3 separate regions of the Homo sapiens genome follow, and regions 1 and 3 are each linked to region 2. Evidence: chromatin loops called from intact Hi-C (ENCODE). Cell type or tissue: endothelial cell of umbilical vein. All regions are shown on one strand. Each heading gives the region's core, and the rest is flanking DNA. Links, peaks and the distances in the headings are about the cores only. Region 1 holds the start of ASPM (assembly factor for spindle microtubules). Region 2 holds the start of LHX9 (LIM homeobox 9). Region 3 overlaps NEK7 (NIMA related kinase 7).

Region 1 (9,929 bases), core at 1-8,000, 770 kb before region 2:
ATCGCTCTTTCTTTTCCGAGCAACTGAAGCTGTTGTCGAAGAGGGTGTTACCTCGTTTTTATAACTCTTAGATTTACTTAATATTGGATCTATAATTGGAAGATAAGAATGAAAATCTTCTTTTTCCTTTTGATTATTTATTACTTTTTCATGTTCACCCACTGCACTGTTGAGACATCTTTTTGCTTTTGGTTTATTAATCTCAGTTTGGTTTTCTCTGGTACAGGTGGCCTTCCTTTTAGTAACAGTGGCAGAAAGTATTGGACGTCTCTTAGGTTGTTTATTGTGGCTATGACTAGAAATATCCTGAACTGCAGAAAATTTAGGATTATTTTGTTTTATAAAACTGTAGTAATTTGACTTCATTTCTACTAGTTCTTCAAAAATAGCTTTGGGAGATTTTGAACCCTGACATTCAGGAATACGTGGCGAAACTTCACTTTTTCTCCAATCTTCAGGAGACTGTGGGACTTGAGAATTTTCATTTGATAATGGTACTTTACATGTTTGCTGAGATGTACACATATATGCCATGTTATCTTTTAAAAATTGATTAGGGGATAAAATAGGATTAACTGACTCTGATTCTAGATCCTGATTTAGTCCATAATTATCTTTTATGAAAGAATCTGGACTTAAAATTTTCTGATAAATTTCATGTGCAATTGTTGATTCCAAATGCACAGGCTGTGAATTATCTTTCATAAACATATCTGATGAAAGACATGTTACTAATTCTAGTTCATTATTAGCTCCATGACTATTATTTACAAAAGAATCTGGACTTAGAAAATGTATTTGGCTTTGTGTAATGTTCAAAGTTGAAGAACAGTTGGGGGTAAGACTAAGTTTACTATTCTCTCCTCTTTGGCCATTAACATTTACGGAATTAAAGGAAGTTTCAGTTACAGCTTTCTCATTAAAAGAAACTTTTGAAACGTTGGCACTGTGTACATTTAATAGTTCCCTATTTTCTGATGCATGAAGAGATGAGTAGGTAGTAGATCGACGTACAGAGAGTGGCAAGCAAGTTGCACCATGGCATTCATTGAAAGCAGGGCTAATAGGTGATATGGGTATTTTATTTTCTTCAAGTATTAAAGAATTGTTTTCTGTTGGGGGACCGCCTTCATTCATAGCCAAGTTTTCACAAGCTTGTAGTGGGCTCCTAACTCTGTCAACTTTTTGGGAAACACTAAATGTTTTATTAACATTCTGAATATTTGAAACCCTTCTGTTGTGACTTGTAGAGGCTGAAATTTTCTTCTTTTTAATGGTATCCCAAAGACTCCTCTGCAAAAATAAGGAAAATATACCAATTAAGTTTGTAGCTATTGAATATTAAATAAGCAATATTACTTCAAGCCTGTTATCAAAATAAGTTTTATTTATTATTAAACAATTTCTTAGAGTAAATCACAGAATGGTTAAAACATTACCTTTTTCTTTTTCTGCTCTTCTGCATTTCCTAGTAATATAGCTTGGTGTTTCAGAACATCATTTACAAGAAATGTCATAATCTCTCTTACTCGGCCTTCTTTGAGTGGTGTCCAGTTAACAGAAATAACAATTTTCTCTTTAGGCTATAATCAAAACAATACATTATATAATTACAATAGTAATTACATAATAACCAAAACACCTTATATACAACTTACAATATAGTAGGGCTTAATAATTGTTAACCAACACTCTATATACTAAACATTTAATAAATCAAATATATTTCTCCTACCCTATCTGCTTAATTATAAGAAAAAAAGTCACTAAAAATAACAGGGTTCACAACAAAATAAATAATAAAATCTTAACTGTATTAAAGCAATAGAACAGATAGTCTCTAAATCATTTTGTTTGAGTGGTTTCAAAAGATTTAATTGTACATTTCTAATTTTTAGATGTGTAGAGTACTTCTACTTCAAACACAAGGACCCTGCATTATGAAGACTTTATTTAAAAAGAAATGTAAAGATGATCAGCTAAATTCCTTCTTCCTTACAAATTCCTCTAAGGTCCACATCATCATACTGAGATTTCTTAAACAGGTATTATTGTTCCAGGCATAAGTGCAGGTATCCTGTAAAACTCATTTAATGCTAACATCCCTAGGAAGCAGGTATTATGATTATGCACATTTTACAGATGAAGTAACTAACATCCAGAAAAGTCTGCCAAAGTCACGCAGGTACCTATTAGAACCCAGGCAGTCTAATGCCAGAGTTTGGACTTTAACATCTACACCCCACACCCTGGCAGGTAGACAGAATCTGCCAAATTTAAACGCTGACATGACAAAACAAATTTTGTTTTTCAGGAGAAACAGACAAGTTTCTGTTTTAAAGGAGAAATAATATAACATCATAAACAACTAATTTTAAAAAATAAGAATGGTGCATTTTTACTCTATAAAATAGTTTATTCTAAAAATACCACAAAATTTAGTTCCACATTATAACAAAAAAGAGTAAGTTGAAGTATTATGTGGATAGAAAAGAAATCTGTCTTTCCAAAGAAAGGAAAGCAGGCAGTGATTCATGAAACAGAGGGGCGGGGTGGGTAGGTTCTGAAGTGTAGATAGATGAACCATTGGTGACACACAAGTTAAGGGACCTCAGATTAGAATCTCTTTTTTCTGCCTAATGAAGTGGTTATTAGCCTACTAGTTCAGACCTCCTCGGCTAACGGTTTTCATACTTTTGGTGATTCTACTCAATGGAAAGGTCACAGCAGTCAAAATAAAAACATAAATTCTCCAGTCTTTGGTGAAGGGGATTGGAGCATTACTCTTGCAAATGCAATGCAGTAAAAGAAAGCTACAGGAGTTCTTGAAACAACATTTATAAAATTAAATTTGATGCAGCATTAAAATTACACTTAACAGCAAAGAAAAAAAGGACTAAAATACTAAAGTGTGCATACATACTACACGTATATATTGAAAACAACTCTGAATAGGTTTTTTTGGTTTTTATTGTAGGCATTTAGCCAGAACAAAGCTCACTATTTCACCGGAAAAAAAAACCAGTTACCTCGACTCTAAGGGTACATATGGAAACTAAAATGCATATTAAGATGGCTGATAGAAATTTTAAAAAAAGCTGCTTTAACCAACCAAGGTACTCCTGTCAATCTTAAAAAAGTGTTAAAAAAGTGCATTGTCTATTAATTTAGAACGGCAAGGCTATTTCACAACGCCTTAAGTCTAGTAAAAGTGCTTGTCAATTTAACAGAGAAGTCTATATAACTTGCTCCTAAAGATGCTAAGTGCGCGCGCGTTTATGTGTTGTCCCCGCCCAAGTTAGCGTCTATCCTAGCCTTCAATTAGAGAATATATATATATATATATATATAATATTGACACATATATATATACTCACACACATGTGTATGCGTCAAGGGCCCACCCACAGTTATTGAAAAGGAACTGACTTCACTCTCTAAGGGTCTTTTCTGATTTCTTTTCCAAGAGCCACCCACAGTTATTGAGTGAAAGGGAACTGACTTTATTCTCTAAGGGTCTTTTCTGATTTCTTCTCCAATCGTCAACCTTCCTGAGGAGGGTGGCAGGAAAGATAGCGGAGAAGCAGAACACCGGCCTGGAGCACGCTCCTCCTGAGACCTACCTGCAACACGAAACAGCGCTGCGACACACTGAAGCCCAGGTCCGCGGCCGGGAAGTGGGAGATCTTCACTTCTGCCACCTCCTCGTTAGGGTTGTCTAGGGCCAGAGACAGCGTCCGTGAGGCTCCCAGGAGAACGTCCCCGAAGCAAAGGAAAGGAGACCTGCAGAAGTGGCTGAGAGACAGGACCGGCGGGGAAGACGCCTCCTCCTCGGCCGCGGGGCCCCGCAGCCCCGCGGGCGGCCTCCGCTCGGTCGGGCTCACTTCCCAGCAGCCTCGCCCCACTCGCCGGTTCGCCATGGCAGATTCGAGACCCCTCCTGGATCTCCTTGCCCCGCTCCCACGAGGCGGCTCCGGAGCGGGGATCCGGGACTTACGCTGACCGCTTCCCCTCAGGGGCGGCTGTAGAGGTCGTGGGAGTGAATTCGGCCCTTTTTCTTTTCCACTAACCTACTCCCTAGAAAACAGAAAACAAGCCCAATAAACTCGCAAATTAAAAAGAGGAGCCAAACAAGTATGGCGTTTTGACTCTGTTTAAACTTGCCGCCTCCACCAATGAGGACCTCCGGGCACCGCCCTCCTCGTCACGGGACCAATCGGTGAGCAGCATCCCCTGGCCAATGAGACGGCGGCGCTTCATTTGAATGATTGCATCCGGCCGCCAATCGCTATCTGCGGAGGAGGTGAGAACGGTAGCGGAATCCTGGCCACCGTCTAAAACCCGGGGCTTAGAATTGAAATTCGTCTTTATATTTTTGGTTGTGCTGAAGGGAAGGGAGTCACAGCATTTCCACAATACATGTAGTAATCATTGCGGTTTCCAGGAACAATCATAGATAAAACTGTTACGTAGGCAAAAATTGGTTTATGCCACTCCTCTCATATGCATACCCCGCCCAGAATTATATTAACTTTACTGTCGCGGTTTCCAGGGCTGAATGGTAGAGATGTAAAGATAATTAGTTTGTATGAACATGCTTATTTTAGTGACAACATAGCAGGGACTCAGTACATTTACATGCTGTTAATTACCTCGGGACGCTGGGAGCAAAACCAGGTAAACAAATGAAACCTGAGATTACCAGTAATTCATAAATGATTGTTTTGACTGGCAATGCCCTTCACAAATATCTTATTAGTTTTTATTTCAATTGTAGGGATCTAATAATAATTATAGCTTACATATTAGGGATTTTTTAAATTATTTATTTATTTTGAGATGGAGTCTCGCTCTGTCTCCCAGGCTGGAGTGCAGTGACGTGATCTTGGTTCACTGCAACCTCCGCCTCCCGGGTTCAAGCGATTCTCCTGCCTCAGCCTCCCAAGTAGCTGGAATTAGAGGCGCGCCTCACCACGACTGGCTAATTTTTGTATTTTTGGTAGAGAGGGGAGTTCGCCATGTTGGCCAGGCTGGTCTGGAACTCCTGGCCTCAAGTGATCCGCCTGCCTCCGCCTCGGCCTCCCAAAGTGCTGGGATTACAGGCCTGAGCGGCGCCCGACCCTAGGCTAGGGATTTTTTAAAAATCCTTTACCTATTTATCTCAACCTTTGCCTTAAACCTACGAGGTATCTCTTAGGGCGTAGGTACCATTATTTGTATCTTACAGATGAGGAATACAGGTCATACAGCTAAGTAGGAAGTGGCATAACCCAGATAGGTACACATGCCTGTAATCCCAGCAGTTTGGCCCTAGTCTTGCTCTTACCCACTACACTATATTGCCTCTAAAGGCAGTAGAAAACTTAAAAAATAAAAATAATGTCTGGATGTATGTATGGTTACACAAAACATGTAAAAAGAGAAGTCAATGGGAAATCAAAATAAGGAAGATGAGACATGAAATTATATTCAATGGTGTCCAATTTCACCTGAAGTTGGACCTTAACAATATTTAAACGAAATTTTTCCACTGGGCACGGTGGCTCAAGCCTGTAACCCAGCACTTTGGGAGGCTGAGGCAGGCGGATTCTTGAGGTCAGGGGTTTGAGACCAGCCTGGCCAACATGGCGAAATGCCGTCTCCACTAAAAATAAAAAAATTAGCCAGGCGTGGTGGAGCATGCCTGTAATCCCACCTACCCCGGAGGCTGAGACAGAAGAATCGCTTGAACCTGGGGTGGGGGGTGGGGGCAAGGTTGCAGTGAGCCGAGATCATGGCACTGAACTCCAGCTTGGGCAAGAGAGCAAGACGCTGTCAAAAAAAAAAAAAAAAAAAAAAAAAATTCTTTCATAGAGGCTTAAAAAAAAAAACAACAAAACAAAACCCTGGAGCAGAGCCTCACAAGTCATTTCCAGTTCTCCTCAGCATCTACCCCCCACGACCTCTCCATTAGCTTAGTTAGGCTCCAAAAAATAAAACTTGGACGGAGGAGAGTGCAAGATATGCTGTGGGAGGGAGGAAACAGCCTATACAGCAAAGAGTTAAAAGATTTTGACAGTCTAAGGTGGAATGTAATGGTGTTAGACCAAGAGGACAAATCATAAGGAACAATAAGGCCAAATTTATTGTCATGGGTGCACTTTACCCATTTAATTAATACAATGTCCGAAGTACCTGGGAATGGCTTTAATAGTTTAATAGGTTCACTAATTGAAAACTGAACTCAGTAGTGGTTTACAGTCAGGTAGGTCAAGGCCAGGCACGGTAGCTCATGCCTGTAATTCCAGCACTTTGGGAGGCTGAGACAGGAAGATCGCTTGAGCCCAGGAGTTAAAAACCAGCAACAAAGTGAGACATGGTCTTTATAAAAACAAAAACAAAACAGGCAGTTAGGTCAAAATGCTCAAACTACCTGGCATTCTGTACACGAAGGAGTCCAAAAGCTCAGGAAGATAGGAATGTTGGAGAAAATCTACATGTGCAACCTGCTTGGCCAAGTCACATCTAAACATGCACACCCTCCACCCATTCTCCTTTTACCAAGGTGTTGATAAATGCATTAACTAATAAAAAGGACTCCAGCATCCATGAAAAGACCTGGGTGACTATTTTTTATAGGCCAGAAATGATGATAGAGGATCAATAATGAAAATAGGTTCTCTGATCTCCATGTGAATTATATGATCCACAAGTGGTCAAAGTCGATTGGCACTTAATAGACAAGGTGGTATAGTTCTTACCACAATATGCTAATGGCAGAATTGTAATTAGAGGCAGGGATCTGTGGCAATGGCCAGTTTCTCAAGGGCCCTATAAATAAGATGAGCTATATACTATGGTGCTGCCTAACATATATAGGCAGAGAAATACCACATATGCAAAGCAAAAAACCTAACTGAAGCCAATGTTGTGGCAGTTATGCCTTTTACCCACTTTCCAAACTTAAGACAGTTCATACACCCAAAGCTCCTTGACTAGAAAGAACCCTGCAACACGAATACCATAAATCTTCTCTCAACAATTCCCCAGAGGGAACTGCAGTCATTTACCCACATGAATATGGATTGGGGGCAGGAACTTGACTTCCTAAGGGTTATTAGATAATGAGATAATAGCTCTGCCTTTCTGCTATACTCCAGAATCCTAAAATGTCACTGTGGACCACCAGACATAGTGAGAGCTTCTCAAGAACCGGTGACAGATGGCATCTAAGTCAGAATCTGTCTTACCAAGTGTCCTTTGGATCCACCCATTTCCAGAATATAAAATAGGAACACTTACTGACCACATTCTCACACTGGTTCCTAGATCCAAGGAACAAGGGCAATTATTGGAGAAAGGGCCAAGTGGAAGCCCCTGAAAATCACCATTTTCCCACCACGGCAATTCAGAGATTATTCTGAATACCTGAGAGATGTTGGGATAGTGATTTTGTCCATATACCCACTTTCTCCACTTATTTGGCCAGTGCAAAAGCCAGATAGATTCTGGAAAATGATAGTAGATTATAGCAATTAGGTGATGATGCCAATTATTACACTACAGTTTCAGATGTGTTATTTTTATACACAAATCAACATACCTTTGTCAGCTGGTTTGCAGCTATGAATCAAGCAAAATGCATTTTTCTTGTTTTTCCCCATTCATCCAGTATTGAAAAACCGAAGCACTTTGTACTTAAGTAGTGGTACAATGCTGTAGCATTACTGTCCTGCCTCAGGGCTCGTCAAATTTCCTACCTATACTGTAATATTGTTCAGAGAGACCTGGATCTTAGTATCACACTGGTCCATTATATTGATGACATTTGCTAATTAAACCTGGTGAGCAAGAAGTACTTGTCAAGAATTGTGTGAGTCTGAGATTTTATCCCTCTTGCAAGCTAAAGAGTTAGCGTGCCAGTTTCATAAAGGCCAGCAGAAAATATGACAGTTTTGGGTTAGAGACAAGACTTTATTATTCACAGAAAAAACAGTAGCTAGAGTGTCAGCATGTTCATTCACATTGATTCCTCCTGCTTCCTAAGTCTCATGGGACCATACAAAGGGCCCTTGATGGATGCCTGCACACACAGTGGGTTGTATTACAGGAAAGGAAGAGCGAATTGGAGATTTGACTGTTTTTATAGTACTATGCCTGGGCAGGGAGACATCCTATCGTCCCTCAAGATTTCTGCAAACACAATCCTGAGAAATGGCCTATGTAGAAATTAATAAGGGCTTCACATTCTTAGCATAGCCAGCAAGAATGTGTAGGCCTGCTCAGAGCCCATGGTAAGTTGCATCTCTCAACAGGAGCAAGCACTGTGGATGCCAATAATAAAACAAATGTAAACCAGATGGGACAAAGTTCAGGGTCCTATCACATCTGTAAAGTTTTTAGGGATCCAATGGTCTGAGACATGTCAGGCTATCTCTTCTAAAATAAGAGGCAACTTGTACTTTGTATCATTTGTAAAGCCTCTTTAGATTTTGGAGGCAATGCATGCATTATTAAGACACATCTCACCAAACCATTTACCTAGTAAACTCTAAGACTGACATTTTTGAGTTAGGCCTGGAACAAGTAAGATCTCTGCAGTAGGTCTGGGCTGCAATGGCCCAAAACACTCATTCCATGACAATCCAAGATGTGGAATAGAAGCTCTGGCAAGTTTCCAGAGAAGTATCACAGTACAAAATTCCAGGTTTGGAGAATAAGACTATGCCTTCCTCTGCAGAAAATCATCTATCATTTGAAAAACAGATCCTAATTATGCTATTAGGTATGGTAGAGACTGAATGCCTCATCAAAGGACTATAAGTGACTGTGATACAAACTGTTTATTATCAACTATTACCTAATCCAGGGATCAGCAAACTATGGCCTAAGGGCTGAATCTGACCCATTGGCTTTTTTTTTTTTTTTTTTTTTTGGCAAATAAAGTTTTACTGGAGCAAGGCCATAAGCATTTATTTACATATTGTCTATGCCTTCACACTGCAATGGCAGAATAGCTGTGATAGAAAACATATAGCTTGTATAGCCTAAAATATTTAGTGTCTGGCCCTTTACGAAATATTTGCTGACCTGGGATCTAATCTCAAGGACCATAAAATTTGATGTGAAGAGCAACATTGCACTATCAAACAAAAGCAGAATCTACAAGACCAGGGCTAAGCAGGCCCCAAATACACAAGTAAGTGATACAAACAGGTGATTCAGATTTTAGTAAGTATCTTTTACTACTTCTACTACTTTGCCACTTCCCTCTCTCTCAAACTACACAGGAAAAACTGGGTATCTCTTAATGATAATTTCACAAGAAAAAAGGCCTGATTTATGAATGAAGCTGTATAGTAGGTCAGACATAAACAGACTTACATTACAGCTTCTCCTTAGGGGTGGATGGGAATACTCTCAGTGAGAATTCTGGATGGTATGTTTGGTAGTCCACTTCATAAGGAAGAGAACATGGCCTAAGGTAAAGCTCTGTGCTGATTCATGGATAATGGCTGACAGGTTGGCCAGCTGGTCAAACCTTTGGAGAAAACAAAATGGAAAATTGGTGACAGCTTGGTCTGGGGAGGAGCGGTATATAAAAGGGCTTCTCAAAATAGGTATAGGAAGTTAAATTTGTGTTCCATGTAAATGCCCATCAGAGAATATCCATGGCTGAGAAGGAGCTCAAAAATCAGGTAAAAAGGACAATCTATCCTGTGGAGGTCAGCTTCTTCCCCCAGAGATCCATTTGCTTGCGCGTTGAACCCATTTAGAAAGTGGCTATGGCAGCAGTGGTGGAGGATAAGAATGGGCTCAAGGTGGTTTCCCTTGCCAAAGCTGATGTGATAAGCCCCTGTGGAGTGCTTAACCTACTGAAAGAGGCTGATGCTGAACATCCAGTCTAATTCCATTCTCCAGTGGGACCAGCTAACTACCTGTGGCATGTG
Region 2 (10,285 bases), core at 252-8,251:
TTTGTCTTAAAAATTAAACCGCGCTTCGTAGGCTCAAAAATACACATTCTCTTTCAGAGTCTCCTGATAGGACTCCTGAAACCCTCCTTTTGCCTTTCTCTTTGACTGTCTTTGACTTTCCTCAGGATCAGTGTCCGGGGCGCCAGGCAGAGGTCCTGGTTCCACTGATCCTCCAGTAGTCAGTGGCTCCAGGGACGCGCTCCTGACCCTCCGGGGAGCTGCTGGGGGTGTCTCTTTCTTGGAAGGGATGGAAGGGGGGCCGAGAAGACACTGTTTCTCACACGTGTAGGGGTTAACTGGAAACTGGCTTCACCCACATTTTTTTGTTGTTGTTCAGTCCTAACCCAGCGCAGCCGTTTCTGCGCCTGATCTCAGCGGACGCAGTGCGGGACTTCTCCCTTTATTTCTGCAGAGCTGAGGGCAGGCGGCGCAACAAATCTCAGGTAAAAGAGCATCAGATTTCAGAAGAGCTGTATTCTAGACTTGGCGCAGGCCCCTTTGGGGAGAAGAGCCCAGGGGCTATAGAGAACAGAGGTTTGAAGGAAGCAAAAGCTGGCGAGAGGTTTTTTTTTTGTCGCGAAGGGTGAGGGTAGGCAGAGAACGCGCGAAAGGGCAGGGCCTTGGCCGGGAAGTACCGCCCAGCGAAAGGCTGGCAAGGGTGCGCAGCTGGAGCGTGGCCTCGGGTACCCCTTTCCAGGCAGCCGAACTCCCCGTATCCCAGCTCTGCTTGGCTGACTCCCATTTGTCTTGAGGGAGGATCCCCTAGTAGGACTGAATCAGAAGTGCGCCCGTGCAGCAGCCCCAGTATGGATCTGCCAACCTCAGTGTAGGGGGAAATTTTCCACATGGAGTATCTCAGTCTCCACTGTCTGGAGAAAGGCCCCAGCGTGTCCCGGCAATCCGCTCACCTTCCATCCAGCGCAGCCCGGGCATCCAGGGCCAGGTGGCGCGGCACTGAACGCATGGTTCCCAGCCTCAGGCTGACGCTGACGTTTCACTGGGCCTTGGGTGCTCAGGACAGTGCCAGACGCTGGATACTGTTTTAAGAGCCGCGCCTTTCAAACCGAAGGGGCTCCTTAACCAGCTTAACAGGGTCTGGAGGAAAGGTAACGCCTCCTTCTTAAAGGGCAAACTTAGAGGCGCAGAATCATGGCCTCCAAAATTCAGGTAGAGAGAGACCTTAAGTCACCTTTGCTCTCAAAATATGCACATTTGTTGGGTTACTTCTTCCCTCTCAACCCTAACTGTTCTGTGGGTTTAATTTCCCTTTCCTCCCCCCTAGGGAATTCTACTGGGCTCGGGTTCTTTGCCCATGTAGACCCACCTGAGCCGGCGACAAGGGCGCTGCAGTCTTTTTGACCTTCATAGAGATTCTAAGATCCCGAACTCTCAGTTCCAACTATTATGCTCCACTATAGTCCGGCCGTCCACTTTCCTAAAAGCGGCAACAGTAGCGGGATGGGTGCTGTCAGAATAGAAAGGAAAGAAAGCTTAGTGGACTGCGTGTGCTCAATTGTGAGGGAGAGCAGTGCTGGTCAAGGGACCTGCCCCATTATACCTGGTAGAACTTTGAATTTAGAGGAGACTTAAGATCTTATCCCCGACGCAGGCTAGAGAGAACCACATGCACCTGTCCCTCAGCTCAGGAACTGAAAAAATGAACACTGTAATTTTTATGGAACACTTGCGGGCCATTCAGACTACAGCTGGGAGAAGGGGGAACATTTTTTTTTTTGTCCCCAGCCACCGGGCCTCAGCCCCTCTGCTGGAGAGGTGAAAGAAAGCAGAGGTACAAAGATGCTTTCCTTATTTAAAGTGCTTATTTAAAGTCCTTTGAGAATGAGGAGCGGGGAGCTCTTAGGCAATCTTTCTTGGGGGCTCCAAGACAAAAAGAGTAGAAAACCCAGGGTCACACACCCAATTCGAGGGCATTCCTTCCCACCCTTCCTGGGCTTCCTCCTTAGGAACTGTGAGAGAAGGCAGGGCTGGACCCATGGGGACGTATTTCCGCAGAGCTAACAAGGACCTCCCAAACTCCAGCTGACCCCCACCCCACCCCCAGCTTTCTCCAGACTTCCTGCGTTCACTGAGAAGGAAGAATCCTGGCAGTTTGCTTCTTTACAGGAAGTAGCAAATGCCACTGGATGCAGGAACTTATAACCTGAGTTTTATAAGAGCAGGAATAGCTAGGATTCAACTTGGAAACTGATTGCAGAAGGTGTTCTGCCTTGCCTGTACCTAGATGATTAACAAACTTGTGTGGAATAGAAGAATGAATGGATGATTGGAGGGCTTACAAAACCTCTGTGTTTGGCTTCCCTGGAGACGCTGTAAAGTTCTGGCTTTTTCCTGGAGTTGTTTAACTTTCCCTGCATGCAGTCTCCAAAGTTTTATCTCTTGCAAGGAAGCAGTGGTATTCTTGGGTTCTTCATTGTTGATTTTGCTGAGCAGGGGCAATATGCAACAAGAACCAAACCTAATTTCAAACACCCCCATTTGGGGGTTGGGAGAGGTTTTAGCACAGAAACTAGACAAAGTAGGTTGAAGTCCTGTATTTACTTTTTGCTTGGAGCTTCCTTGGGTGAATTGACTGAGGGGACTTCTCAGAGACTCCTCCTCCTCCTCCTCTTTCTCCCTCTCCTCCTCCAGCTCTGAGCCAGTTTAGCCTCTGACTTGTGTGAAGGCAATCTGCCCTTTTGTGAGAGGACCTGCTGTCTCTGAAAGGACTGCTGCCCCCAGCCCCTCCTCAGGGCCCTTCTTGTGTGCACGTGGGTTTGAAAAGCTCATTGATTCCCATCCAAAGGGGCTAATTACATTACTTACAGTAAATAGCAGCCCTGCTGTCAGGTATAGCTGCCAAAGTAAGGAGGAGGGGGATGTCTCCAGCTTAGTTCACTTGATTGGCTTCATTTTTGTGTGAAATTGCGTTTTATGAGCTGCATTTTGGCACCCGGAGGACTTAAACTGCGTCCAGTCTGCAAATAACATTATTTTTGACCCTGAGAAAAAAGGAGGGGAAGCAGTAGTGTCTTCAGTTTCATGGAAGAGGTCACTCCAGGAGCCTCAGAAGACAACGCTTTGGGACAGGAAGTCAGGCTGCTGCACCAGGGGTCGTTTCCTCTCTCGCTTTATTTCTGCCTTCCTTCCTTCCCCTTCTTCTCATCCTCTCACTTCTTTTTTTCTTTCCTTCTTCCCTCTCTCCCTCTCTCCCTGGCTTTTCTCCCGTCATCTTTCTAGCTTTGGCCACAGTTCCCGGTCGGGCTCCCCCGGGCGGAGGGAAGCGGGTCTGCGGCCGGGCGGCTCTTGTGAGGTATCTAGGATGTGCCAGGACACAGGCACCGCAGTCCTGGGAAAGGCGGCGGGAAGTAGTGGGGAACGCAGGCTGACGAAGGGGACGGAAGGAACAGAGAGCGGCCGGCGCGTCCTCCTCTCTGGGTAAAGCCGCGTTGGTTCCTGCCGCAGCGCTGTGCTTCGGACTCCTAGGGGGCCTCTGGCCGTTTGAATGAATCGACAATATCAGAGTATTGTGGACACTTTTTAATGGGGCCGGGGAGGGGCCGCCGCTGCCGAGAACTGAGGGCGACAGAACAATCCCACCTCTTGTGAGGAGCAGGTCTGCCATTCTGCTTGTCAGTTCTCACCTTCCCCTCCTCCACGGCAAAGAGTCCCTTTCACACCCTTCTGAGTGTGCGGGTGCGCCCAGTTTTACAAGTCCTCTGTCCTGCCAGGGTAGTGGGAGAAGCACGCGATGGGGCTAGCGCCCAGTCCTGCGGGGGCAGGCGCCAAGCTCCCGGGAGTCCGCAAGTCGCTTCCTATATTGGCAAGCTTCAAATGAGACATTAGAATCTCCGGCAACCTTCCTTCAAACCTGAACCGGGGAAGAGAATAAGCCGCCCTATGGCCAAGGCGCAATTGCGTACCCGTGTGTACAGGTCCATGCCCTGTCCCCTACACTCTAATTTTCTCAAAGAAAATTGTTTTGCCAAAAGTAACCCTGAGAAATGCAGACGCTCCAAACGCCCTCTCCACTTCGGATGAAGCCAGCATCTAGTAGGGTCTCCGGCCCTCAAGAAGGTGAGGCAAAGAGATGAATTGTCAGACAGCTGCTTTTAAAAGTGGATTGAGGAAGATGGGATGGGGAGGAGAGGAACCAGCATTATCTCCACCTCAGTAAATTGCTTACATTTCTGCTCAATATTTATGCATTTCGGGTGACAGTCCTGCAGGCTGGGGATGAAAAAGTCCACAAGGAGGAAATCCAAAGTTTGAAGTTGATATTCTCTGTGTCCTGAGCCAAGGTCTGATCTTGAACTCGGATCAAATAGGCGGGTTCTAGGCCTTCTGCAACAGGGCGGGGACAACAAGAGCTCCTTTTCCCCTTTAAAACATGACTGCTGGGAACTCTTGGAAGGATGTGTGTGTGTGTGTGTGTGTGTGTGCGCGCGCGCGCGCGTGTGTGTGTTTTGTGGGGAGGTAAATGCCCCCTCCTCCTGCCTCCCCGCTCTCTATCCCCCCACCCCTTTGTAATGTTTGTCCTGCTTGCCCATCACCAGGGGGTTGAGAGGAGTATGACAGGTCTTTGTTGTCTGAATAAAAATCCGTGGCAGCTCCGGGGAGAGAACTCCTCCTACTAAATTATCAAAAATGGGCTGGCTTTAGTCTCTTAACAAATTGGACACAGCTCAGGCAGGAGCAGTCCCCAACCCAATCTACAGGCACTGGGAACTTGCAAGCAGCCAGGGAACGCTGAAAATAGCACGTCTTTTTCTTTCTTTGTGTTCAAAACTATTTTCTTTCTTCACCAGATTTTGTTTTCCTCCCCCCGCTGCAGTTGTTTCCCATTAGTAACTCGATCTCTCAGAGCAGTAAGATTCGCCTTCTACGCCTCTTTTTCCCTCCGCCCGAATTGTTTGTTTTCTGCACATCTCCTTCAGGGAGCCGCTGAGGCTTCCCCCCAACTCTTCCCAGTTCTTTTTGCTTCCCCTCGGCCCCCCAAGCAGACCGATTTCCACTCCATCTGTTTCTTCTCCTCCTTTCTCTCCCTCTTTCCCTCCATCCTCGAGCGTCTCTGCGCTCCTACAGGGCAGCCCTCTCTGGTCCCTTGCCTCCTTCACTCGGATGAGCTGAAAGCCCCGGGCGTGTGTATATGGAAATAGTGGGGTGCCGAGCAGAAGACAACTCGTGTCCTTTCCGCCCCCCAGCCATGCTCTTTCACGGGATCTCCGGAGGCCACATCCAAGGCATCATGGAGGAGATGGAGCGCAGATCCAAGACTGAGGCCCGTCTGGCCAAAGGCGCCCAGCTCAACGGCCGCGACGCGGTAAGGAAGGGCTCCGCCGCGGCGGTAGCCGGGCACCCCTGCGCCCTCTGTTAAACCAAGCCGACTCCCTGGCCGGTGGAGAACCGGAGCGGCGGGTCGTAGAGACGTCCGCTTGAGGGTGGCGGGTGAGTTTTCTCCCGTCCACCTATGCCTACAGGGCTAAGAAACGGTCGTTTTTCTGAATCGAAATGTCTGCAGCTGGCTATCCTCCGTCGCAGCTGATTCCGAAAGAGCAGGGAGAGGAACTGGGAGGAGGTGGGATGGGGGGTGGTGGCATTCTCTTCTACAGACCTCAAGGTTCCCTTGATTCCGGGGCAGGCGTCTCCCCGGCGAGGATCCGCAGCTCCGAGGGCAAGCTGGGCATAAGCAATAGGAGGACGGCGCGCTGCCGAGGCGTCCGAGCCAAGCAGGAGCCCAGGTGGCCTTAGTCTCTGGGCCTGATGACCGGACCTGTGGAGTAGATTCCGACGCGACTGGGTCATTTCCAGTTCTCTAGACGCTCGGGGCTTGGGACCCCTAACCGAGAGAATCTCAGGGTTTCTGGCATCCCGACTCAGTCCCTCTAAGGAGACAGCACTACGTTTAGCGCCAGGACCCGGCGGGTGTCATGTGTAGGGGGAAATCAAATAAAACATACGGAGGAGCGCGGCACCCAGTCGAAACGCATGAACTTTATAACCAACCCTTAAACAAGCTAATCAACCACCACTGTTTCTACTATCCATAATAATAAAGTCATGTCCTCTTAATAAAGAAAACTAATTACTTATCTAAGCGCTTCCCTTTCCAGATTACTAACGGGGGGGGGGGGGGACTACAGAAGTCTCCGGAAATTATTTCGGCCAAACATAGCTGTGTAGATCCTTTGGTACCACAGTAGGACTTGTAGCCCAAACTAATCAGGAGACTGCTCTAGCCCTTATCAGCTGGGTTTTGGGTCCGGCCAAGTAGCCCAACTGGTGAACGTGTCTATATTTGTAACACTCATTCAGTGCCGGGGCCCCTGGTCGGAGTAAAGGGCTAAACTTTACTTTTTCAGGCCCGCTGAAGTTTCGTGGGGAAGATCAACCCATTTCTGCTAGTCGTGAGGGAAATGTCCGGAGGTTAACTCCTTTTCCCTTTTTCTGGTCATCACTTTTAAAAACAAATAGTAGCAACCCAAACCCAAATTTTGCAGCGGGGCTGGGCTCCTCAAGGTGGGGCCACTGGGGCATCCCGAGTCGGGTCAGTGGGACCCAGAGGGAAGCATAACTTGGGCACTAAACAGATTTTCAAGACAAAGGTCTCAGTACGCCTGTTGATGCTAGGGAAAGAGGGGACTGTATACAGCGGGCTGGACAGCGGACCCTCTTTGGGAACAGCCACTTTACACATTTATTGGGAACGGCACCAATAGCCCTGAAAATTAGGGAACAGCAGGGGCTGCCAAATATATCTCAATCAAAACAAAGTCGACCAAATTATGAGCAGAGGTCCAATAATCTCCCCTTTGCTTTTGATTTCAATGCTGCTTATAAGAATTTAGAGAAATCGAACTGTAATATTTTTTGTTTAAAAATAACCTGTGCTCGTTGAAATTTCCTTTTCACTCCCTTATCATTTCCGTTGTTTTATTTTGTGTGCGTCGAAAACCACAATTTTTAGCTTGTAATTATTTGAATTCGGAAACGATCACCAAACTGTAGTCAATATTTTCCTAGTCCTTTTTAAGCGAGGCTCCGGATGGCTGGGATGTCTTTAGGTTAGTAGTCCCGGGAGGACGCGAACGCCGGTTCAGGCAGACACGGAAGAAAGCAAGCGGGCCGCAAAGAGAGAAATCACAAATGTTTCCCCTGACTTTTGCCTTTGTGCAGTGGACCCTGGCCCCTGCCGCTCTCCCTGCACACCCTGGGCTTGGTCTGCCTGGGGGAGAACCCCGCGTCGTGCGGCTACACCGCGCGCCCTCCTCAGCCTTGCGGTGTGCTTTCTTTGCAGGGCATGCCCCCGCTCAGCCCGGAGAAGCCCGCCCTGTGCGCCGGCTGCGGGGGCAAGATCTCGGACAGGTACTATCTGCTGGCTGTGGACAAACAGTGGCATCTGAGATGCCTGAAGTGCTGTGAATGTAAGCTGGCCCTCGAGTCCGAGCTCACCTGCTTTGCCAAGGACGGTAGCATTTACTGCAAGGAGGATTACTACAGGTACTCCCCTACACCCCCACTTCCTACGCCCGAGTACACCTGGAGGGGCCATCTGCCTGAGCCCGGAATCCCCTCTCCGTCCCCTACCTTTTGCCCCATTCCGGGTGCTGTTATCATTTCGGAGACCAGGCAAACCCACTGCATATGCCTTCAAGCTGTAATCTCCCTGACCGACGGTGAGGGTGGGTGGGAGGGACATTAAAAATCTAGAGCTTTATCAGCGAATACCACGCACTCCCATCACTTCTCAGCTTGGCTGGCGGAACTTGGGGAAATCTGGGGAAGAGTAAATGGACGTGGTCTCCGTCTACCGAGACTTGATTGGGTGTTTGTTTTCCGCTTGCTACGAATTGGGCAAGTTCTGCGCCTTGAAACTGAACTAGTGGCTCGGGCAGCAGCAACAGAGTGTTAGGTTTTCGTAGGTGGCAGGAGACTCTGTAAATGACTATGAAAAGGAATAAATGCCATTGCCAAAACCCAAGCCACTCAGTTCCGGGTTCCTTTTATCGCTAGTTACAACCATGCCCCCCAGATTGGAGAAAATCAGCAGCAGGCGTCTTTATTGATTCTTCTCAGTTATGTTTCTGGATTGGGAAAGACAGGACTAAGTGCAGGTGACCTAGTTCCGCTCTCAGCCCAAGCAAGATAAGTTGTTAAAAAAATAATAACCTTTCCTTTACAAAATCGTCATCTTCCAGGACTGTGTCCGCATGCTTTCCCACACCCGCGCACATCCAGGAATAATTATATCTTCTTTCATTCATATGTTTTGTAATTGATTAAGTGTTTTCACTTGGCATGGCAATTTAATATTCTAGTACCGTGAGTTAGCTAGTGCTAACTAGTGGTTTGCTTTTTTAAATTTTTTTTAATGTTTTAAATTTTCACTTTGCAGAGAAGAAAACTAAGGCTTAGTTGCCCGATTCTTCTGACTTTAATGTAAAGATCCTTTGTCTTGGTTTATCAGAAAAGGTCGATGAGCAAATAAAATTAATGCCTACTCTCCTGTCCCCCTGGAACCCTCCCAGGTCCCAGTCTCAGGCCACTGCAGACCAAACCCAGGTGTCGCGGGTGGGATATGGCTCTGCCTTGCTTCAACTAGCGCCCTGACTCAACTCTTTCCTTCCAGAAGGTTCTCTGTGCAGAGATGTGCCCGCTGCCACCTTGGCATTTCCGCCTCGGAGATGGTCATGCGCGCCCGAGACTCTGTCTACCACCTGAGCTGCTTCACCTGCTCCACTTGCAACAAGACTCTGACCACGGGCGACCATTTCGGCATGAAGGACAGCCTGGTGTACTGCCGCGCCCACTTCGAGACCCTCTTGCAAGGAGAGTATCCACCGCAGCTGAGCTACACGGAGCTGGCGGCCAAGAGCGGCGGCCTGGCCCTGCCTTACTTCAACGGTACGGGCACCGTGCAGAAAGGGCGGCCCCGGAAGCGGAAGAGCCCAGCGCTGGGAGTGGACATCGTCAATTACAACTCAGGTGTGCCTCCTATCCTCACCCCCGGCGCAGCCCCGGCCTCCCTGAGGAAAATTCGTAGAGCTCCTTCCCCGTCCAAAGTCTTGCTGCAAGAGTGTGTTTTGCCCAATGCCTCTGTTCTCACTGCAACTCCCTCTCACTCTGAAGGAAGGGAGAGAGGGAGGAGGAGGGGGGAAGGGAGGGAGAGGCAGCACTTTATTTAGGTTGTGGCAAAAAACACATTCATAACTATGGGGCTGTAGTGACTTTCCCCAAACAGGCAGAGCCAAATCCTTGTTGCCCATTAGTTAATGAGCCCATTAGTTTCTGGCTCTCAGTTGGAGCAAAACAGCCCCAGGGCAATTTCTTTGTGGAGGCCAAATTATAGATCCTGTAGGAGGTTTCCTAAATACTGAAGAAAAAAAAAAAAGTCTACAGAGCCCAACCCTAGTCTGTCTAGAGGGGTCAGAGGCTGTGGTCACCAGCCCAAAGTTAATCAGGAACACAGTTGGCAAGAGTGTTGAAAAACCTAATCCCTGATCTTGGCAAAAAGCAGTTGTAGGGGTGGGAATCACTCTCCACAGCTGAGCTAGCCTGTGTCTTTCCTAAGCCAGGATATTCAACCAGCCGTCTCATTCCCGGTGTGATAGACCATCCAGACATCCAGACCCCTGGAACTGAAAGTACCTCCAGGTCAGGCCTCCTGAAGAGGCTTAGTGGTATCTCAGGCCATTCATCTATACTCAACCACCTTCTCTCTTCATTAAAAACAACATGCAGACAACAAGTCAAGAACACATTCTTCCTTGCTTTGGGGGACACGCCTATCATGTATCAATCTCTCACATGCAGCAGTTTCCCATTGTTGGTAGCCTGCCCCCACTCCCCATCCTCCAGGTGAGGATGGTGATCGGCTCTGCAGATGATAATCTAACTCTGAGCAGAACAGAAGCTATTCTTGTGAGTCCCAATCACTGGAAAAAAAGAGGTTGTAGAAAGCCCTGGCGCACTTTTGGGGAGCCTAAGGACCTTAACTGCTTTGGCTTTCAGTGCCCTGGCCCACATGTGGCTGAGAATCTCAGCAGACTCAGGACAGGGGAGACCATTCTGTTGGAAGGAACCTTGAGGACCTTATTATGGCAACCCCACTCTATTACTATGAATGCCCCCAGATACCAAGCATGGGCATCTCAGAGCATGGGATCTTGCCTGTTTTTCTCTTCCAGTTCCCAGGGCCTGGTATGGTGCCTGACATTGCTAGTCAATGGTAAAGAACAGTGTCCAGCCAGTTAAGTGATTTGCCCAAGATCACACAGCCAGTGTGAAT
Region 3 (10,285 bases), core at 1,356-9,355, 350 kb after region 2:
TACGGTGAAGTTTGTTCTTAAGTACAAAACTATAAGTGACTCTTGGATATTTACAGTAAGAAAACTTTCTGATGCCTGTTTTATTTTCTCAGCAACTCAACCATCCAAATGTAATAAAATATTATGCATCATTCATTGAAGATAATGAACTAAACATAGTTTTGGAACTAGCAGATGCTGGCGACCTATCCAGAATGATCAAGGTAAGTTTTGAAAAAATTGTCTTAATGTTTTGTTTTGTTTTTTTTTCTAATAGAATTGTCTGTTAAACACATAGGGATATTAGATATTTTAAACTAAAGACCTCAATGCAAAGCTTATCTGATAGATATGTAACAAATAGTAGATGGTTAGTGATCATAATTCTGAAACTGGTTTACTTGGTGATGTTTACACTGATCAGCTTAAATATCTAAACACCCCAAAACCAACTTGGAAAGAGGCCAAGATACTTGTCTTCTGTAAGTTGAGTTAAAGTTTTGCTGTTTGATTCTCTGAGCAGACCATGCTTGATCCTGTGTCTCTGGACATGAGTAAAAGGAGGTAGAAAGAGACTCTAGAGCAGCTTGACCTGTTTCTTGGGGGGGAATCCATCAAAGAAAGTGGGATTTGCAGTCAGACCTTGGATATCAACCCCACATAAAAGTTGTTTAACCTTCTTTTCTAAGGGCATATTAATTCATAATTAATATAATTAAGTTGTTTAACCTTCTTTTCTAAGGGCATATTAATTGGGTTTAAGTTCAGCTGCAATTAATAGAAACCCTTAAATAATAGTAGCTTAAAAACTGTTTGTCCTTGGGCCAGTTACTTCTCTGTGTCACATTTTCTAAAAAACACAGTAATAATAGAACCTACTTTATAGGATTGTTGTAATGATTGAATTAATTAGTATTTATTAAGAGCTTAGAAGAATGCCTCACACATTGTAAGGCTATGTAAATGTATCTGCTGCTGCTATTATTATTGTTATTGTTATTATTTCTCTGTCACATAAAAGTCTGGGGCTAGTATGGTAGCTCTGCTCTATCAAGAGTATTTTAGAGACCCAGCCTATTTCTAGCTTATCAAGTCACACTAGGCTTGAAGGGACAAAGAGTACATGCTGGCTTTATCTTAAAGCACATTCCTGAGTGCTGCCTGTCACACAACATTTTCAACTTCATTCCCTTGGCCAGAATGTACTCTCATGAACCTATCTAGCTGCAAGGAAGGCTGGAAAAGAAAGTCTTCATTCAGCTGGCCATATGCCCAGCTAAACTTCTGTTACTATGGAAGACAAGTTGAACCATCTAGAAACAAACAAGAATAACCGAATGAGAAAAACAAAAGCTATTTATTTGAGCTTGCTGTAGCAAGGGAGTCAGCCAGTCATCACTTGCATCTTGGCAGAGAATTAAAAGCAAGCAAAGGAATGAAAGGTTCATAGAGGGAAGAAAAGGGAAGCCTTTGGGTATGCCCTGATGGGAGGCTGCTGACATAGAGAAGCTATAGACCGGCTGACTAGAAACAGGACGTCCTTGTGATTGGTTAGGAGTACATATTTGGCTTTCTCTGGTTGGTCCTAGTTAGAGGCAGAGACAAAATTAGGGAAGCTGTCAGTTATTAATCAATTGTTATAGAAGTTACTGTTTAGCTTCCTAGATTGTCACTAGAGGTAGCAGTCTGGCTTCCTGCAAGTCTAACTTATAGCACGCTGGCTTCCTGCATTGTTTAGTGTAGATAAAGAGTTGATTTCCTGGGCAGGTAGGAAAGATTGATATGTGGTTGGATATATGTACATACATTAGTACATATGCCTTTAAATAGATGGATGGATATGTGTACATACATTAGTACATATGTCTTTAAAAAGTATACATATAAACATACTATATATTATGTTACTTAACCATCATAATAAAACTATATGACAGGTATTACTGACCCAATTTTATTTATATGGTCCTTCCTTTTTCTCCCTCACTCCCATGTCCCAGAAATAACCTCTAACCTTTACGTGCACAAAACCTTCCCAACTTTACTTACTATCTTTATACCCATTTAAATATAAGAATATATACTAATACATTTATTCTTTCTCAGACACATCACGATTTATTTTATTACTTTGTTAATAATTGGATTGTTTTCATTTTTTATTCTTACAGAGAAATCTCAAGTACAAAGCCTTATCTACATCAATACAACTATATCTATACATACTCTATTGTCTATTTCTATTACATAGATTCATATAAACATTGCCGAGTAAGAGTATGCACATTTTAAATGATAATAGCTATTGCCAAATTAGTCCCTTAAATAGTTAGTACCAATTTGTAGCTTTTAAAAAATAGCTCTAGATTTTATTTTTTCATTTATTAGACATTTACTATGTGCCAGGTGCATGGTTCATGGCTTTTTGGAACTCATCATCCAGTGGGAGAAACAGGCATTTGACTAATACTAATATAAAACTATATACCTGCAGTTGTAATGAGTTATATAAAGGAAAAGTGTGGGTTATAAGGGATGATTATAACAGGATCTCTGAAACTACACTGGTGAATTCAGATGGCAATTAAAGGATTTTAATCAGTTGTCCTAGTTATTTAATCTTAATGATTGAGCCAGTTTCTACATCAATAAAATTGGGTCAGTAATACCTGTCTTACAGTGTTGTTATGATGGTTAAGTAATATAATATATAGTATGTTTATATATATACTTTTTAAAGACATATGTACAAATGTATGTGCACATACCCATCCATCTGTGCCTGTATGCATGTATGATATCTGATAGGTATTCACATTTTCTTTATTCCATTTAAACCTCTGATCACTACTCTTCTTCTAGCCCCCTTGCATCATACAAATCTACCCTTTTCTACTCTTCAAAGTTGACTTTATTCCTCCAGTTTTACAGAGTATTTAGAAGTCACTAGACAGGAGCACCCTCACCTTCCCATAACTGAACCTGCTAGACCTACTTGTGTCTGTTACTGTTCTCTCCTCCTTCTCTCCTGTTACCGTATTCTTGTTAGATAGGAGGGATTGTTATGTGTCCCTCCACCTGGGTTCTCTATCCTTTCTCTGCCTGTATTCTCAGAAATCTTAATTCCTATCATTATCTGTTCCCAGTCCTAGATTTATAACCATTGTGCACTTCTGAGTGCCTTTTCTCATCATTTAAATATGCTCAGGTCACTGTTATTTTAAACATATTTACATGTATATACATGCACACACACCTGTTCCTCATTCATTCATTCATTCATTCATTCATTCAAGAAACTTATTTTCCAGTGGGGAAGTCAAATAAAATGCTAAAAGCAAGTAGAATATATGATATGCCAGATGTTGATAAATCAATTGAGAAAAATTAAATAAGGAGTTTGGAGGAGGTGTGTTGCTATTTTATTTTATTTATTTAATTAATTTTTTTGAGATGGAATCTCACTCTGTCGCCCAGGGTGGAATGTAGTGGTGCGATCTCAGCTCACTGCAACCTCTGCCTCCCAGGTTCAAGCAATTCTCCTGTCTCTGCCTCCCTAGTAGCTAGGACTACTGGTGTGCACCACCACACCTGGCTAATTTTTGTATTTTTAGTAGAGATGGGATTTCCCCATATTGATCAGGGTGATCTCGAACTTTGACCTCAGGTGATCCACCTGCCTCAGCCTCCCAAAGTGCTGGGATTACAGGTGTGAGCCACTGTGTCCAGCCTGTGTGTTGCTATTTTAAGTAAGATGATCTCAGAAGACCCTCTTAAGTCCTACCACCCTCACCTCTGCCTGCCTTTTCCTTCAATTACTACCCTAGTTCTTTTTTTTCCTTCACAGTCAGACACTTACTCCTGACCCTCTTTCCAACCTACCACTCGTAATGGCTCTTCAATGACCTCTCTCATGAAACCAGAGGACTTTGTCCAGTCTTCATTCTGCTTGATTTCTCAGCAGCATTTGGCTCTGCTTTTCATTCTCTTCCTAAAACACTCCTCCATCGGCTTATTGAGTCCCACAGTGTCTTGATTTTCTTCCTACCTCTCTGGAGACTATCATTTTTCTTAACTGACTCATTCTCTTCTTCCTGGCCTTTAATGATGGAATTTTAAGTTTCAGTCCTTGACTTTTTTTTTTTAATGTTCTTACGTTATAGCTGATCTCATTCATACCTACGGATTCAATTACTCTCTATACTCTTGTTGACTTCCAATTTTTTATCTTTAGCATGGAGCGCTCTTTAAATTCTGACTCTATATGGCTCAATATGTCTGTAAACAAATTCCTTACAGACTACCCATCCTCCCATGTTCCCTAACTCGAGGCCTGGCACCAGTTTATCTCGTGCACTCTGGAAACCAGGACTTTTTTTTGACATTTCACTCTCCCTTACCTCTTCTTTTCAATCTCACCAGATTCTGTTTATTTTTTCTTCTAAATGCCTTTCAAATTTCTCCACCCAGCTCCCTTTCCATTTCTCTCCCTATCGTCTCTCATTTGGAGAGAGCGAGAGCTTTTTGTCTCCCAACATCCAGCACCCATTCCTTAAATCCGTTTCTCCATCAGTCTTTAAGACGTTAGAAGGGAGAGAAACAAAGAAAAAAGAAAAACTTCCTTTCAATCACATCTTTCTAGGTTTTCACTTTAAGGGTAAAGACTAAAATGTTTGGCAAGATTCAGCAAGCCTTGTGTGATACAGAAGATACGCTCCCTCAGAGAGGATCCGAGTCCGTTTTGTGTATTCACATATCCCAAGTGCCTAGAGCAGTGCCTAGCACAGAGCTTGTGCTCAGCATATATTTGCTATGGAATCTGACTCCTGCTCTTGCTGTGGCTCATTGGCCTTTCATTTCCTTGAATGTGATTTTATTTTACCTGGGATGCTCTTCTTCTCCATTCTTGGCTGACTTTATTTCTGCTGGTACTTCAGTTCTTTACTTAGGTATCACTTCCTCAAGCATTTTCCTTTGACTCGTAGAGTACTTTATGGTATAAGTGCTCCCAGAGTACCCTTCCTACATAGCACTTAGTAATATAATCATGTATTCATGTGTGTAATTATTTTATTGGTGTTTGTATTTCCCATTAGACTTAAATTTCTGTTGAGCACAGAGACCATGCTGGCTTTGCTTGCCTGGCTATCTTCAGCTTCTAGCTCATAGCACCAACTTCAATAAATATGTAGTGAATAGATGTATAGAAGTTGGTTGTTTTACTTCTATTACACTTCTCTGTTCCAGGGCTCAGTAGATAACATGGGTGGTTGTATAACTGTCACAGCAATTTCCTGCTGCTTTATGCTCTCGTTTCATAGAGAGTTGCTGTGATATTCAGTGTATTTTTTTACGGGAGTGGGGTTGGGTAGTTAAGAAATTCTAAAATTGTTTTCTGAACATGCTTATTAGTTCTGTAAGCAGTTCTTTATAAAATAGATTATATCAGGAAAAAAAATCATAGGAACTTCTTTTGTGAAGGAATAGAACAATGCCTTAAAGCTTTACAAAGGACAGCAGTGAATGCTTGAATTGTAATGAACATGATTCATTTCTTTTTAGTGAGTAATATTGTAAATCATTGTGCATCATAACAATATATTTCATTCTCTCAAGTCTTCAGCTTAATTGGGGTACAAGAGGAAATATAGCTTCTGGTCTGTATTCCAGAAATGAACCTCTGGATAGCATTGCATCAAAGATTTTTACAAGTAAATAATTAATTGGTTCAGAGCAGGCTGACAAATATAATTAAGCAATTTATAGTTGAAATATTCAGTATTTCTCTAATTAGTGACAAAGGAATACCTGAGGCTGTGGTCAGATGAAATACTTCCCAGATGAGTTTTAGGATAAAAGGAAATCTAGAATTTTTCATCATAATTTCTTCATTATCAGCAATCAGAATTTTAAAGGAAAATCGACTCTTACAAAACAGATTTCAGTTAAATTGTGCTGTGTATGCCATATATTTTCTTTATTGTAGTTAAATTGGACACATACATGCTCCATTTTGTAGTATGTCTTATTATACTGTTTATTTCACTATTCTAATGTCAAGAAACATATTTGGTGATGAAGACCCAGTGTAGAGGAAATTAATCTCAAAAAATATATAAATAAGAGGATTTTAAAATTTCAACTTGTCAATAGAAATGTTACTAAAATATATTTTAAATTTTCATAGTTCATTTCACAAAATATACTTCATTCATTGAATTAATTTGTAAGTGCCTGTATTTATAACTACCTATTTGAATTAATATAGGTCAATTTGAGACAAATAGAAGAAACTGTAAATGCATGTATTTAATATTATATATTTTTAAAAATTGTTTTGCTAGACTAGCAATAAAACAAAATGTAACCTAATGTTTTGAGAAGAAACTCAGAGGTTTGTTATCTGCCAAGAGAATGTCATACCGTATCACAGTGGCTAAGGAGGAAATGAATATTATTCTTACAATTTTTTTAGTGAAATATGCAATACAAATAATTTAAATGGATGTCTGTTTCCTGCCAGGAGTTTGGTACTGCACAAAATAAATAAATAAGACCATCATTTCTTATTTCTAGGATATTTAGGTATAGGCTATCTTCTTAGATTGCTGACTTTGTATTTTCTACCTTGTTACCACCTGTAGGTCATTCCTTCTAAATTTGCTAGGAGCCTTAAAACTCTTTTTCTTTATACATACATAAGATTAATTTTACATACTGATTTTTCATGTGTTTACAACTGTATTTTGTATTAATTTTTTATTGCTGCATAGCAAATTACTACAAATTTAGCAGCTTTAAGCAACACAAATTTATTACTCTAGATTCCTGTGGGTCAGGATTAGTGGGTTCTCTGCTGAAGGTCTTAGAAAATTGAAATCAAGGTGCCATCTGGGGCTGTGAGCTCACTGAGGTTCAGGGTCTTTCTCCATGTTCACTGGTTTTTGGGGGAATTCAGTTCCTTGAAGTTGTATGGCTAAAGTTCCTACTTCCCTCCTGGTTGTCAACTGGGGGTATCCTTAGGTTCTTGAGGCTGCTGGCCATTTTCTGCCCCATTCATCTCCACAACCTGCCATTGTGTTCCCTTAAGACCAGCAGGAGAGTTTCTCTGGATTCAGATCTCTCTTGACTTTTTTGAATGGCTCACCCAATTAGGTCATGACTACCCATGCTAATGTCCTTCTTGATTAACTCAAAGTCAGCTGATTAGGGACCTTCATTACATCTGCAAAATCCCTTCTTCTTTATAACATCATATGAAATGGGAGAGTAATTCATAATATTCACATGCCCTACTCACATTCAAGAGAATGGGATTATACAACAGGACTTGAGAATTTGGGGGAGTGAGGTACATCTTAGAATTCTGCTTATGACAGACGTTAATAAATTAGCTAGAATGTCAACCATGTTTTGGAGATAACTGTTATCTTCAAATATTATAACTTAAAAATCTTGTTCACATACTTGGTTTGGCTGTTTTTACATTTGCAGACACATCTTTATTTGTCCTTATCCAAATGTAGAGGTTGTATTGGAAATAAAATCACTTTGAAATGTCTTTTACACTCTTGGCCTTTGGATCCTTAAAGCAATAAAGGTTTCCCAGCAGTCCCATCTCTCTTTGATAACTCTGATTTATTGTTTACCAGGATACCCACACTTTCCATTTCAGCATCTGGACAAAGTGTATAGCCCATATCAGACAATTATGAGAACTGCCAGTGATTCCAAATGCAGTTTCCCACTAAGTCTTTTGTATGAGATCATCACCTGTCTTATATTTCATTTTAGAATTATTCTGAAGTCCTAAGGTTGCAAGTTAGCACTATCTGAAAAAACTACCCAGGATTGAATATTATTTTATATATATATAAATTAAAAATTTATATTTTATATATATATATATATATACACACACACACACACACATAGATACATTTACTTAGGTACCTATACATAACATATGTACATCTATGTGTCTATATCTGTATAAATTTATGTCTACATATGGTATGTATATGTAGGTGTGTTGTATAGAATTATTTTTTTAAGAGCAATGTTACAGATAAAATATCACTTGGGTTTTCCTTGATACTTAAGTAGTTTGAAGTCGAAGCAGTATAGAACTTAGAGATTTTAGGAAATTGAACACTTTATACCGTGAAATGACCATTATTTAATTCTGTGAGCATAAATAAAAGGTGATGTACGAACTTTGAACTCTGTTTGCTTGGAAAAAATTGAAGATAATTTTGAAGGAGCTTATTGCTCCTTACATTTGAAGATGATAATGATATAAAGCTCCCTTTTGTAAACCATGTAATACCATCGTGAGCAGTAATTTTGGTAACTGTAGACACTTAAGTAAAGATAAGGGATACAGACACCATTATGCTAAGCATCTTAATTTCTCTCCTTTAGATTTCAATTGAGATACTTTTACTGTTCTGCTGTGTTTTCTTTGTTCATTATGAAAATTAAAATATCTCTTCAACTCTCTTAGTGTTGTCTAGTATAACATAGCAAGAAAATTTATTAAAGAGGGAAATATTTCTGTTTATCTTTGTGACCTTCTATTTCTCCTCGAAGACTGACTGACTGTTCTTTTTAATCTCACTTTATCTATCACTAGTACTCTGATGCAATAGAGAAAACATTTTAAGTATTTCCAAGTATTTTCTTATCAGTTTTAGTAATGTGGAAACTTCTCTTAAGAATTATTCACATGGCAGCAATGCAGGGACCATTCTTTTTAGTAATTCTGATGCATTCATGTGTTTTTATTGTTGATCTTTTAGTTTTTTAATATTCTAAATAAGTTGCCTTGATATTGATGTACCAGTTTTCAGGAGGCAACTGTTTTGGGGAAGTTTTGTGACTTTATGGGTACTTAGTTTTCTTGTTTGCTAAATAATTTAAGAGGTTTTTTTCCCTCAAGGTGTAATTGCTCATGAAAAATATTTTCTGTTTCACATTTTCTACCCTAAGATGAAATATATTTTTGGCTTGCATTAATAACTTGCACCATTTTAACTTTTGGGAATGAATTGATTATATTTATATTCTATTATAATCTAAAAACAGCTTAGCACTCTTAATAGATTTTCCAACATTACAGGAAAAGACAAAGACTAGTAGACCTTGGATAAGAAGATAAAATGAGATGCTAGTGATAAGTATTCTCAGTGATCTCATGACTGTCAGGCCCATCCTACTTTACACCTTCTAATGCAACTTAAGATATCTGAATTGTATTCATTGTGCCAAAAGAGAAAATACTTATGCACTGTAAATTAGTGTTACATACCAAAATTTTAATTTTATATAATTTCCCACAATTATGTATAGCAAATATTTGTGAAGTTTAGTTTGTTGATACCTCATTATGCCTTCCAAAGAAAAATGTTTCCATAGAAAGATTAATAAATGATAAAAATCACACTTAGAACTGTCCATTATACTTCCAGAAGCATCCTATCTTTTTCATCACCCAGTCTCTGTGAATTTAATTCTTTGAAATAACCACGACAAAATATAGTCTTATAAAATTGCATTATAATTACAATGCTGTGTTTGAGAACTTAACATCCCCTCTGATGGTAAATGTTTGACCTAATTACAAACTTATAACAAAGAATTCTAACTGCTTGTCATCTCATGTTAAGACCTTTTATAGTATTAAATGGACCAATAGGGATCTCTGAGGTTTTTTTGTTGTTGCTTTGTTTTTACTAATTGGATATATGAAGGATAAGGCATACCAAGAAACTATTATTTTTAAGTATGAAATGTGCCAAACAGACATTTATTATTTCTGTTTTATTTGAAACTAAGACTGTAGACCCACAGATTATATTTTAGAAGTGGTGGAGACGTCATAGATCATCTCCAAACTCTGTTTATAATAGAGTGAGGAAGCTGAGACCCATCAAGGTTAAATGGCTTGTTCAAGGTCACACAACCAGTTACTGTCAAACCTTATAATCAGGTCTATTATTATAAGATGGATATGGATTGTGTTAGTGGCACATTTAAACATTTGACAACACTCCAAGCAGGAAATGCTTCCTTATATTTAACATAAATCACTTACTTCCTCTTACTAGATACTTGGAAGAAATGGAGAGCAGCTGGTGCCTGTAATTCTAGTTCTCTTATGACTTCATTATTTCTCATCATTTAATTAACATTTTTCCTAATCCTCTTCAAAAACACCTTGCACACCAGGATTGCATTTTTTTGTTTGTTTGTTTTTTATTTTTTTAACCACAGCAGTACATTTCTAAAGGATGCTTAGTGTATG

The links. Peaks named below come from ENCODE experiments on the same cell type or tissue, not always from the same donor. Only the 100,000 strongest peaks of a DNase experiment are listed, where the experiment ranks them.
Region 1: it touches region 2 in a loop (11-fold over the local background); 5 of 110 quality-filtered maps call a loop at or near these places.
Region 3: a loop joins it to region 2, with 2.6 times the contacts of the local background. A loop is called at or near these places in 4 of 110 quality-filtered maps.

Annotation. Positions count from the first base shown.
Region 1 is chr1:197,142,518-197,152,446 of GRCh38, forward strand. It overlaps ASPM (assembly factor for spindle microtubules), which reads right to left and starts at 4,152. Exons shown (of 28, transcript NM_018136.5): 1 at 3,624-4,152; 2 at 1,440-1,583; 3 at 1-1,293. The coding sequence starts at 3,920. RefSeq lists a silencer at 3,657-3,836. In endothelial cell of umbilical vein, for the core only: no CTCF peak of the experiment used is centred there; DNase peaks (open chromatin) are centred at 2,034, 2,684, 3,124, 4,224 and 1 weaker place; H3K4me3 peaks cover 2,731 bases; H3K27ac peaks cover 2,236 bases.
Region 2 is chr1:197,912,678-197,922,962 of GRCh38, forward strand. LHX9 (LIM homeobox 9) reads left to right here and starts at 4,695. Exons shown (of 5, transcript NM_020204.3): 1 at 4,695-5,320; 2 at 7,295-7,497; 3 at 8,627-8,982. The coding sequence starts at 5,147. RefSeq lists enhancers at 5,266-5,992, 8,798-9,320. In endothelial cell of umbilical vein, for the core only: a CTCF peak has its summit at 3,269; a DNase peak (open chromatin) is centred at 3,294; H3K4me3 peaks cover 986 bases; H3K27me3 peaks cover 7,664 bases.
Region 3 is chr1:198,264,033-198,274,317 of GRCh38, forward strand. It overlaps NEK7 (NIMA related kinase 7), which reads left to right. Exons shown (of 10, transcript NM_133494.3): 5 at 93-203. Among named protein-coding and RNA genes, the nearest start is that of NEK7, 110 kb to the left of the region's middle. RefSeq lists a silencer at 987-1,281. In endothelial cell of umbilical vein, for the core only: no CTCF peak of the experiment used is centred there; DNase peaks (open chromatin) are centred at 4,074, 5,489, 6,480 and 8,650; H3K27ac peaks cover 4,851 bases.